Linked DNA regions of Homo sapiens: region 2 is linked to region 1. Evidence: chromatin loops called from intact Hi-C (ENCODE). Cell type or tissue: OCI-LY7. All regions are shown on one strand. Each heading gives the region's core, and the rest is flanking DNA. Links, peaks and the distances in the headings are about the cores only.

What was found. Hi-C counts contacts between places; a loop is a spot of excess contacts. Peaks named below come from ENCODE experiments on the same cell type or tissue, not always from the same donor. Only the 100,000 strongest peaks of a DNase experiment are listed, where the experiment ranks them.
Region 2: a loop joins it to region 1, with 7 times the contacts of the local background. A loop is called at or near these places in 1 of 110 quality-filtered maps.

What each region holds. Positions count from the first base shown.
Region 1 is chr10:33,093,943-33,098,345 of GRCh38, reverse strand. The region is part of intron 1 of IATPR (ITGB1 adjacent tumor promoting lncRNA); the gene reads left to right. Among named protein-coding and RNA genes, the nearest start is that of IATPR, 21 kb to the left of the region's middle. RefSeq lists an enhancer at 1,714-2,379. In OCI-LY7, for the core only: no CTCF peak of the experiment used is centred there; DNase peaks (open chromatin) are centred at 1,755 and 2,225; H3K4me3 peaks cover 2,840 bases; H3K27ac peaks cover 3,706 bases.
Region 2 is chr10:32,315,760-32,320,162 of GRCh38, reverse strand. The region is part of intron 1 of EPC1 (enhancer of polycomb 1); the gene reads left to right. Among named protein-coding and RNA genes, the nearest start is that of EPC1, 29 kb to the left of the region's middle. RefSeq lists an enhancer at 2,285-2,344. In OCI-LY7, for the core only: no CTCF peak of the experiment used is centred there; DNase peaks (open chromatin) are centred at 1,522 and 2,142; H3K4me3 peaks cover 1,874 bases; H3K27ac peaks cover 2,715 bases.

The DNA of each region.
Region 1 (4,403 bases), core at 98-4,097:
TACACAATGTAATATTTTTTTTAAAGAAATGGAACATGTCTTCAGACTCTCCATTATTAAACCACAAAATCTAAAGTTGTTTTAATTCAAAAGTTCCAGTGTAAACTCACATGAAATATGAAATCATTATTGAGATCTGAAAAAATAGTTAAATTAATCTACTATGCCACAGAATATAGGAGCTATCTGAGTCCATTTATATTTACATGATGAATTAGATGAAAGGAGTGTTTGGATGGAGCGAGAGACAACAAATTAAAACTTGGTTCACAACAGTGAACCAGGCAAATGACCTAACCTGTAAAGACCTGGGTTAAGACTCCAGCACCACTGATTGATTGCAAGCTAAGGGAGCTTTACCAATTATCTCAACATCTATGGAGTCAAAGAGTTTTAATATAATTATAATATAATCTAAAAATGTCTACAACATAGGTGGTACTGAGGCTCAAATGAGAAAATAAATGTGAAAGTTTTTATAAAACTTTAAAGCAGCTGGGTGGCTCATGCCTATAATCCCAGCACTTTGGGAGGCTGAGGTGGTTGGATTACTTGAGTTCAGGAGTTCAAGACCAGCCTGGGCTGCATGGGCAGAGAGACCTCATTTCTACCAAAAATACTAAAAATTAGCCAGATATGGTGGTGCACACCTGTAGTCCCAGCTACTTGGGAGGCTAAGGCCAGGGGATTGCTTTAGCCAGGGAGGCAGAGGTTGCAGTGAGCCAAGATCGTGCCACTACATGCCAGCCTGGGCAACAGAGTGAGACCCCATCTCAAAATAGAAGAAGGAGAAGAAGGAGAAGGAGAAGGAGAAGAAGACAAAAACCTTTAAAACATATAAGAATGCAAACCAAAAAAATTCTAAGCCCCCCAACCAACCAAATGGATCTCCCTTTTGGCAAAAATGATTCCAAAGAAACCTGAAAAACTAATTTAGACCATGATCGGAAGTGGGGGGCCGTTGGACATGGCTCATTATATTCTCCCCCTTTTAAAGATCTGAATAGCAAGCATTTGCCATCTATTGTATCTAAGGGCTGCAACCTACGAGACTTCATCTACATAATAAAAACCTTGGTTTCTACAGCCCGTTATCTTAACCCAGACACTCTTTTCTATTGATTCCCAGTCTTTAGATAATAACTTAACTCTTTAAACCAATTGCTAATCAGAAAATCTTTAAATCTACCTATGACCTGGAAGCCCTTTTCCTCACCACCTCCCCCACAGCTCCACATTGTCTTGCCTTTCCAGACCAAACCAATATGTACCTCACATGTACTGATTGATATCTTATGTCTCCCTAAAACATATAAAACCAGGCTGTAACCCAACCACCTTGGGCACATGTTCTCAGGACCTCTTGAGGTTGTGTCACAGATCATGGTCCTTACATTTAGCTCAGAATAAATCTCTTTAAATATTTTACAAAGTTTGGCTATTTTCATCAACAAGAATTAACAACCATATTCTGATTATAATAATTACTGTATGCCTGACAGCATCCTGAGAACTTTTCCTCATGCAATCTTTCCAACATCCTTCTTGAAAAAATTCCATGACTTCTCCTCCACTGTGGACCAGCACAAAAGGGCTTCTGAGAGTTTTGGTAATTTGCTATGGGCATAAATCTAATGCCTTGTGGAGCTGTGGCTTTCTGAGACCCAGGTCTTGCATACTTCACAGGCCATAATTGTGAGCATTACATGACTGTCTTCTCCTCTGATTTATGTATGAAGGGACTCCAAATATATAAGAAGATGCTACCACACCCTGGGAGATTGGATTCCCCACTGCGCTGGCTTTCTCAAGCTCTGTGAAATGTGATGTTGGCTGGAACTTATCATGAAGAGCTTTGCTGTAAAACAGATCTGGGGTAAAGTGGGTCTTAAAAATCCTTTCTCTATACATCCATGTAGATAGAGACCATCTCCATTAACAGAAGAGGGAATGATGCCATTCTTATAAAGAAGCTGTACTGTGGGCACATTTATTCCTAAGTTGATAGTAGCTATTTTAACTATGAAAAGGATCTGCCCAGATGAAAGAGGGGCTGCCTGTGGAGCACAGCTGGATGGGGGAAGCAAGGTTTTCTGCTGGGACACCTGGCTTTGTTTATCAGGGGCTTTATTGAGACTTCTCTGTTTCATCACCCCATTCATTTCCTACCCATTCTTCTATATCTCTGCTTTTCTTTTGCAAACGTTTTTCACCTCTCCTCTTCTGCGTCTTACTGTCACAATGATCACTCACTGATAATTTAATCAAATGTGTCTAACGTCTTGAACTGACAAGTGAAATAGTCTCACAAAAATAAAATGGGGAAATGAAAATGAATAGTAGCTTAAAATGATATCTAGCCAACTTTCAATTTCCCCGTTACACTGACAGAAACAGAGAACACAGTAGCAAGAAGATACTCCAAAGAAATTACTTAAAATATCACTTTACCTCTCTCCCTAATCACCTGTTTAGCAAATGATAATACCTAATTTATTAAACTGTTACTTCATGAGTTTCAAAATGGGCAAATAATTAATATGAGATAAAGGGAGAAAATAAGCAAAAAGAGATATAAGACAATTTATATGCTACACTATGCTATAAACATACTATGTTATGTATAATTATACATATTTAATATATAATTTTCATTATATATCACAGATAATTACATTTCATATATTATATGCTAATATGTGACATATTATGGTATAGAATAATTATATTATGTATCAAATGTGTGTGTGATATGTATTTATGTACTTTTAGTCTGAAGAGTAAAATTGCATCATAAAGATTCTTACTGAATTTCCTTGATTTGGTAAAATCACGTATTCAAGTGCATATGTTCCAAAGTGCTGTTCTGTTGATATAATAGGAAAAAAAACCCTATTATCACAAAGGAATTGGGCTGTGTGTACAGTTAACTCCAAATCATTATTTTACCCTATATAGCATTATTTTTGAGATTTGACACAATTTTCCAGAGGAAAAATTTTAAATGCAAGAATTAGATCTTACCCTTTAGGACAACCTGCTTGCTGTCTCCCAGACAGTGTATCTTATTTCACATGTGCCCTGTATATTATGGAATTGCCTCCCTTGGAAAAACAACCAGAAAGCCCCAGAAGCACGTGGTAGAGGTAGTCAGGTTCATCTCCAAGTAACAAAGGAAGCTGAGACCTGGGTTAATAAAACAAGCCCAATTTAGTCTGCTCTTGTTTGGAAATTTCACCTTCAAAGGTGTTTTCTGGCTTGAGTTAGATTTAAGTTTCTGGGTATAAGTAGTGGAAGTTGTTTAGATATCCAGCATTTAGTAGACTCCTTTGTGTATTTGAGGAATTCCCTAATTAGGTCTTTGTATTAGTCTATTTTCATGAAGCTGATAAAGACAATTTACAAAAGAAAGAGAGGTTTAATCAACTTACAGTTCCACGTGGCTGAGGTAGCCTCACAATCTTGGCAGAAGGCAAGGAGGAGCAAGTCACATCTTACATGGATGGCAGCAGGCAAAGAGAGAGAGCTTGTGCAGGGGAACTTCTCTTTTTAAAAAACCATCAGATCTCATGAGACTTATTCACTATCACATGAACAGTACAGGAAAGACCCACTCCCATAATTCAGTCACCTCCCACCAGGTTCCTCCCATGACTCACGGGAATTGTGGGAGTTACAATTCAAGATGCGATTTGGGTGGGGACACAGCCAAACCATAGCAGTCTTTGTGGGAGATGAGACCTGCTCCCACTAGTGAAGCTAGAAGAAGTAGATTACCCCCTTTTTCCACCTCCCAGTCATAAAGTAGGCATTGTGGCCTGGGCTCAGCCAGTTTGGTTTTAAAACTGAAGCTGGTGATCAGAGTGGAGCAGGAGACATCAACTCTGGCAGCTGCAAAGCCCACACTGCCTGGCCTCAGGGGAAGCAGTGCTGAGGTCAGCAGCAGCCAGCTGCGGCCTGCTTAGCATGTGCTGGGCCTGGCCTTGACTGTGATTTCAGCTATCCAGCTTCTGTTGTTTTCTGCTTGTTCAGTTCCTGCATCTTTGCTCATCAGTATCATCCATTCAATTTCACTCTGGTTTAAGTCAAAGGGAGTTGGTTTCTCTTACTTAAAACCAAAAGCTCTGAAAGAATACTACAGATATATCTTTTTCACAAACCTGTGTTTTGTCCCAATGCAACATTTGTTTCCATAGTCTTATTTATTCTATGTAGAGCTAATCATAACTCAAACAGATTGTGGTCTGGGAGTAATATCTGAACTAATAAAAATACTGAATTACGCATTTTTTCTAAATGCAGTATTACTCCCTTCAAATGTATGAAATGATTGGAATGAGCTTATTCTAGTTCCTGGAGGAAAATTATGTTAAAAAAATTCATTAAAATGAGCTCTGTTTAGC
Region 2 (4,403 bases), core at 216-4,215, 780 kb after region 1:
CAGAAAAGTTGCAAGAAGGGGAGTAGTAAGTACATAGAGCATTCTCTACCCTTTACCCAGACGTGTTAACACTTTGCCCTATTTGCTTTATTCTCTTTCTCATATGTACACACATATGTTTTTCCCAAACCATTTAAGTTGCCTACATCGTGGCACTTTACCCCTAAATAGTTTCATGGATGTCGGCTGGGCACGGTGGCTCACACCTGTAATCCCAGCACTTTGGGAGGCCAAGGTGGGCAGATAACCTGAGGTCAGGAGTTCGAGACCAGCCTGGCCAAAATGGTGAAACTCTGTCTCTACTAAAAATACAAAAAAATTAGCCAGGTTTGGTGGTATGCGCCTGTAAACCCCAACTACTCGGGAGCTGAGGCAGGAGAGTCGCTTGAACCCAGGAGGTGGGGGTTGCAGTGAGCCGAGATTGCGCCACTGCACTTCCAGCCCAGGTGACAGAGCAAGACTCTGTCTCAAAGAAAAAAATATACATCTTTTCATAGATGTTTTCATCTTTTATGACGTAGACATTTTTGAAGAATACAGTTTTGACTTTTTTTAATAGAGTGACCCCATTTTAGGTTTGTCTGATGTTTTCTCATATTGAAGTTTTGCATTTCCAGCTGAAATGTCACATAAGGGATATCGTGTCCCCATGACATCACATCTGGAGGCACACAGATGCATCTGCACCTCACTGGTAATGGTAATTTTCACCATCTGGTGAAAGTATGGTCCAGTTTCTCCACAGTATAGTTACTATATTTCCCTTACAACAAATAAGCAATCTGTGGGGAATCTACATCCTTCTTGTTACTTTCTTATCTTCTGCCACTTCCAGTATGTGTGAGGCAGGTTGTTCAGGGGTCATGGAATCTCTATCAAGAATTTTTTTCCAGATTCTGACTTGCTCAGTTTTCAACTTTGTAAAGACTTCAGTTGAATCTTTATGGAGATAGGCATTTTTAAGTCACTTCTGCCTGTTTTTTATGTTACCATAGTATTACATAATCATTGTGGAAGACTTTCCAAAAGCGGGGTAGACATCCTAGTAGAATTATAAAGAAGGGAGAAGAGTTATAGATGGAGTTAGAGGCAGGGAACAGTACATATAGATGTTACTAGAAAGTTCTATTAGATGCTTATTCTAGGTGGATTAGGAAATTCAGGGGAGAAAGTGGTCAGGTGTTGAACTGGAGGAATTAGCTAGAGCTAGGTCATGAGGACCTGTTTCCCAAGGCAAGTTTGAATTTCACCAGGGAGGCAAATAAAGACCCAAAGATGAAGTGTGAGAGTTGACTTGGTCAAACTCTTAGAAAGACCAGTGGAGAGTAATGTAATACTAGAGGTTAGAAGGCCACTTGCTGCACGAACTGTGGCCGTGGGATGGAGAGTATTGAGTAATTTCTAGTCATAAAACCAATGAGAAATCTGTGCCTGATTTGGAAATGGGGAAATAAGAAGCAAAAGGGAGCTGGAAACATTGAGGCTTCTGACTTGGGTGACTGGATAGATGACAGTGAAACTTGCTGACGTAGGTCAGGAGGAGGAACAGATTTGGAGAGTCATGGAGCAGGGGTGTCGATGTTATGTGAGAGATGTCTGTGGAACATATAGTAAGGTCTTTATATACATGTCTAGAGTTCAGAATTCTGAGCTAGAAGTTAAGATTTAGAATAATCACCAGCATCCAAATGGTAGTTGAAGCCATGATACTGGATGAAATTGCAAGGGTGCGTATATACAAGGGCTAAGGACTAAGCAGTGGGACAGATTTAGTTTGTGTTATTGATTATATAAGCACTTTTAGACAGATTTAAATTAGTTCATTGCTGCTGCTGTAGGGCATTTTAGAAAAAAACAGACACATTTGTATCTGTATTTTACTGCTCTCGGGGCTGTTTTGGAGGCATAGAAATCATCAGCATAAAGATTACAACAAAAAATAACAGTTTGGGAGAGCCTTTTAAAATTTAATTTTGGGGAAATGATTCAATTAGATTGCGGCTTTTCTAAGCGTAGAAAGAGACTCTAATTTTATTCCCTTCCCGCTTACATTGTCACACATCACACTGGGCATGTAGGCTCTTAATATGTACAGCATAAACGACCTAAGCCTAAACGGATGCTAGGGGTACAAATAAGGACATGAGAGGACAGAATCAGAATGAAACTTCATGTCTGGGCCACCTGTTATTGTGCTACTCAGTCACTTGACTTTACATCCTGTTGATTTTATAAGGAAAGTAGTAAATTGGCAAATGTTTCACACTGAAGAGAAATAACAGAACTGGACTATTTTATCTGTAAAGGTCTTCCTTTTTGTATTCTAGAAATTGATTACTGAGCTTTAAGCAAGAGGATAGGTAGAGAGTAATAACCTTGTATCATTTATTTCTTGTGAAATATAATAGATATTAAATTGCTCTTTTCCTTGCCAGATACTATCTGTCCTTAAACTATTACCACAAGTATTTCAGATACAAAAGTAAAATGTGTTCATTTTAATTTTTTCTTTTCTTTTTTTGAGACAGAGTCTTGCTCTGTCACCCAGGCTGGAGTGCAGTGGCACGATCTTGGCTCACTACAACCTCCACCTCCCAGGCTCAAGCAAGTCTCCTTCCTCAGCCTCCCAAGTAGTTGGGATTACAGCCATGTGCCACCACACCCGGCTAATTTTTTTATTTTTAGTAGAGACAGGGTTTCCCTATGTTGGTCAGGCTGATCTCGAACTCCTGACCTCAAGTGATCCACCTGCCTCAGCATCCCAAAGTGCTGGGATTACAGGTTTAATTTTTTCTTTGCTTTTATGAAATGTTATCTTTGTTTCTTTATGAAATCTATTCCAAATGGTAATAGTTTGTGGACCTTAAATAACTGGTATAATTCATTGGCTCATTTATTTATTAAATAAGTATTTATTGGATACTTACATGCTTTAGGCGTGATTGTAGACCTGGGATAAAGCAAAGCAAAAAAATCTCACTCCTACCTTCAAGGATCTTATATTCTGGTGAGAAGAAACTGTCAAGTGGTCTATAAGGAAGTCACAAGTGCTAGGGAAAAATAAAACAGAGTTGGGGAACACAGTGTTCTGGGGTTCAGCAAGATTTTACAGTGAACATTTTCAAACATTCAGTAAAAGTTTTAACAATTTACAATGAGAATTTACCCATAATATACCACTAGCTAGATTCTTCCATGTTATTATTTATTTTATCACCCATGTATTCATCTCTCCATTCATCTTATTTTTTAAAGGCATTTAAAGTAAATTACACATGAGTGCATGTTTTCCTAAATACTTCAGTATGCATATCATTCATTAGAGTTCACTATTTGTTTACTGTTGCTTTCATTTGAGTCAAAATTGACATGCAGTGAGATTCACAAATAGTGGATATTGGCTAAATTTTGTCATATTCATATATTTACATAACTCAGCCCCCCATCAAGATAGAGAACATTACCATCATTCCAGAAAACTCTTTCATTCCCCTTCTCGGTCCCTGCCTCCACTTCCCAGAGGGAACTACTGTTATGATATTTTTTTCTGTCATAGATTATTTTTGCCAGTTGAGAACTTCATTGATGTACTTTGTGCGAAGCTATTTTTACTCCCTATGGTGTTTTTGAGATTTACCCATGTTGTTGCATGTATAAATAGTTTATTCCTTTTTATTGCTGAGTAGTAGTCTGCTGTATGGCTTTACCACAGTTTGTTCATCTGTCCTATTTTGGTGGACATTTGAGTGGCTTCCAGTTTGGGCCCATTATGAATAAAGCTCTTTGAACATTCTTACTCACGTCTTTCTGTGGACTTGTGTTTTCCTTTCTCTTGAGTAAATTCTTAGGAGCAGACTTGCCGGGCTATGGATTGTGTGTGTTTGGTCTTACAGTATCTATCGGCCTTTCCTCACTAACCATGTATGAGAGTTCTAGTTATTCCATATCCTCCCCATCATGTGATGTTGTTAGCCTTTTCTATTTTAGCCATTCTGCTGGGCATATAGTGGGATAACTGGTAAGGAATGATCTGATCAGTCTGGGAAGATGACATTGAAACAAAAACTTGAGGTGAGGGAGCAGGCTGATTCTTACAAGATTGACAAACAGTAAGGAATCCAGTATGACTATAGCAGAGTGAGTGAAAAGGGGAATAGTTAACAGTACCAGAGAGGTAACAAGGAAAGGGGAGTGCAAATCATGTTGGACCTTGGAAGCAATTTTAAGGACTTTGGGATTTATTTTGAGTGAGATGGGAAATAAGTGTAAGATTTTGAATGGAAGAATGACATGACCTGACTTGTATATTAACAGGATTGCTTTCACTGTTCCATGAAGAACAGATGAAGGTGCAGGCAGGGAACCAGTTAGAGGCGATTATAACGAGTCAGGGAAGAGTTGGG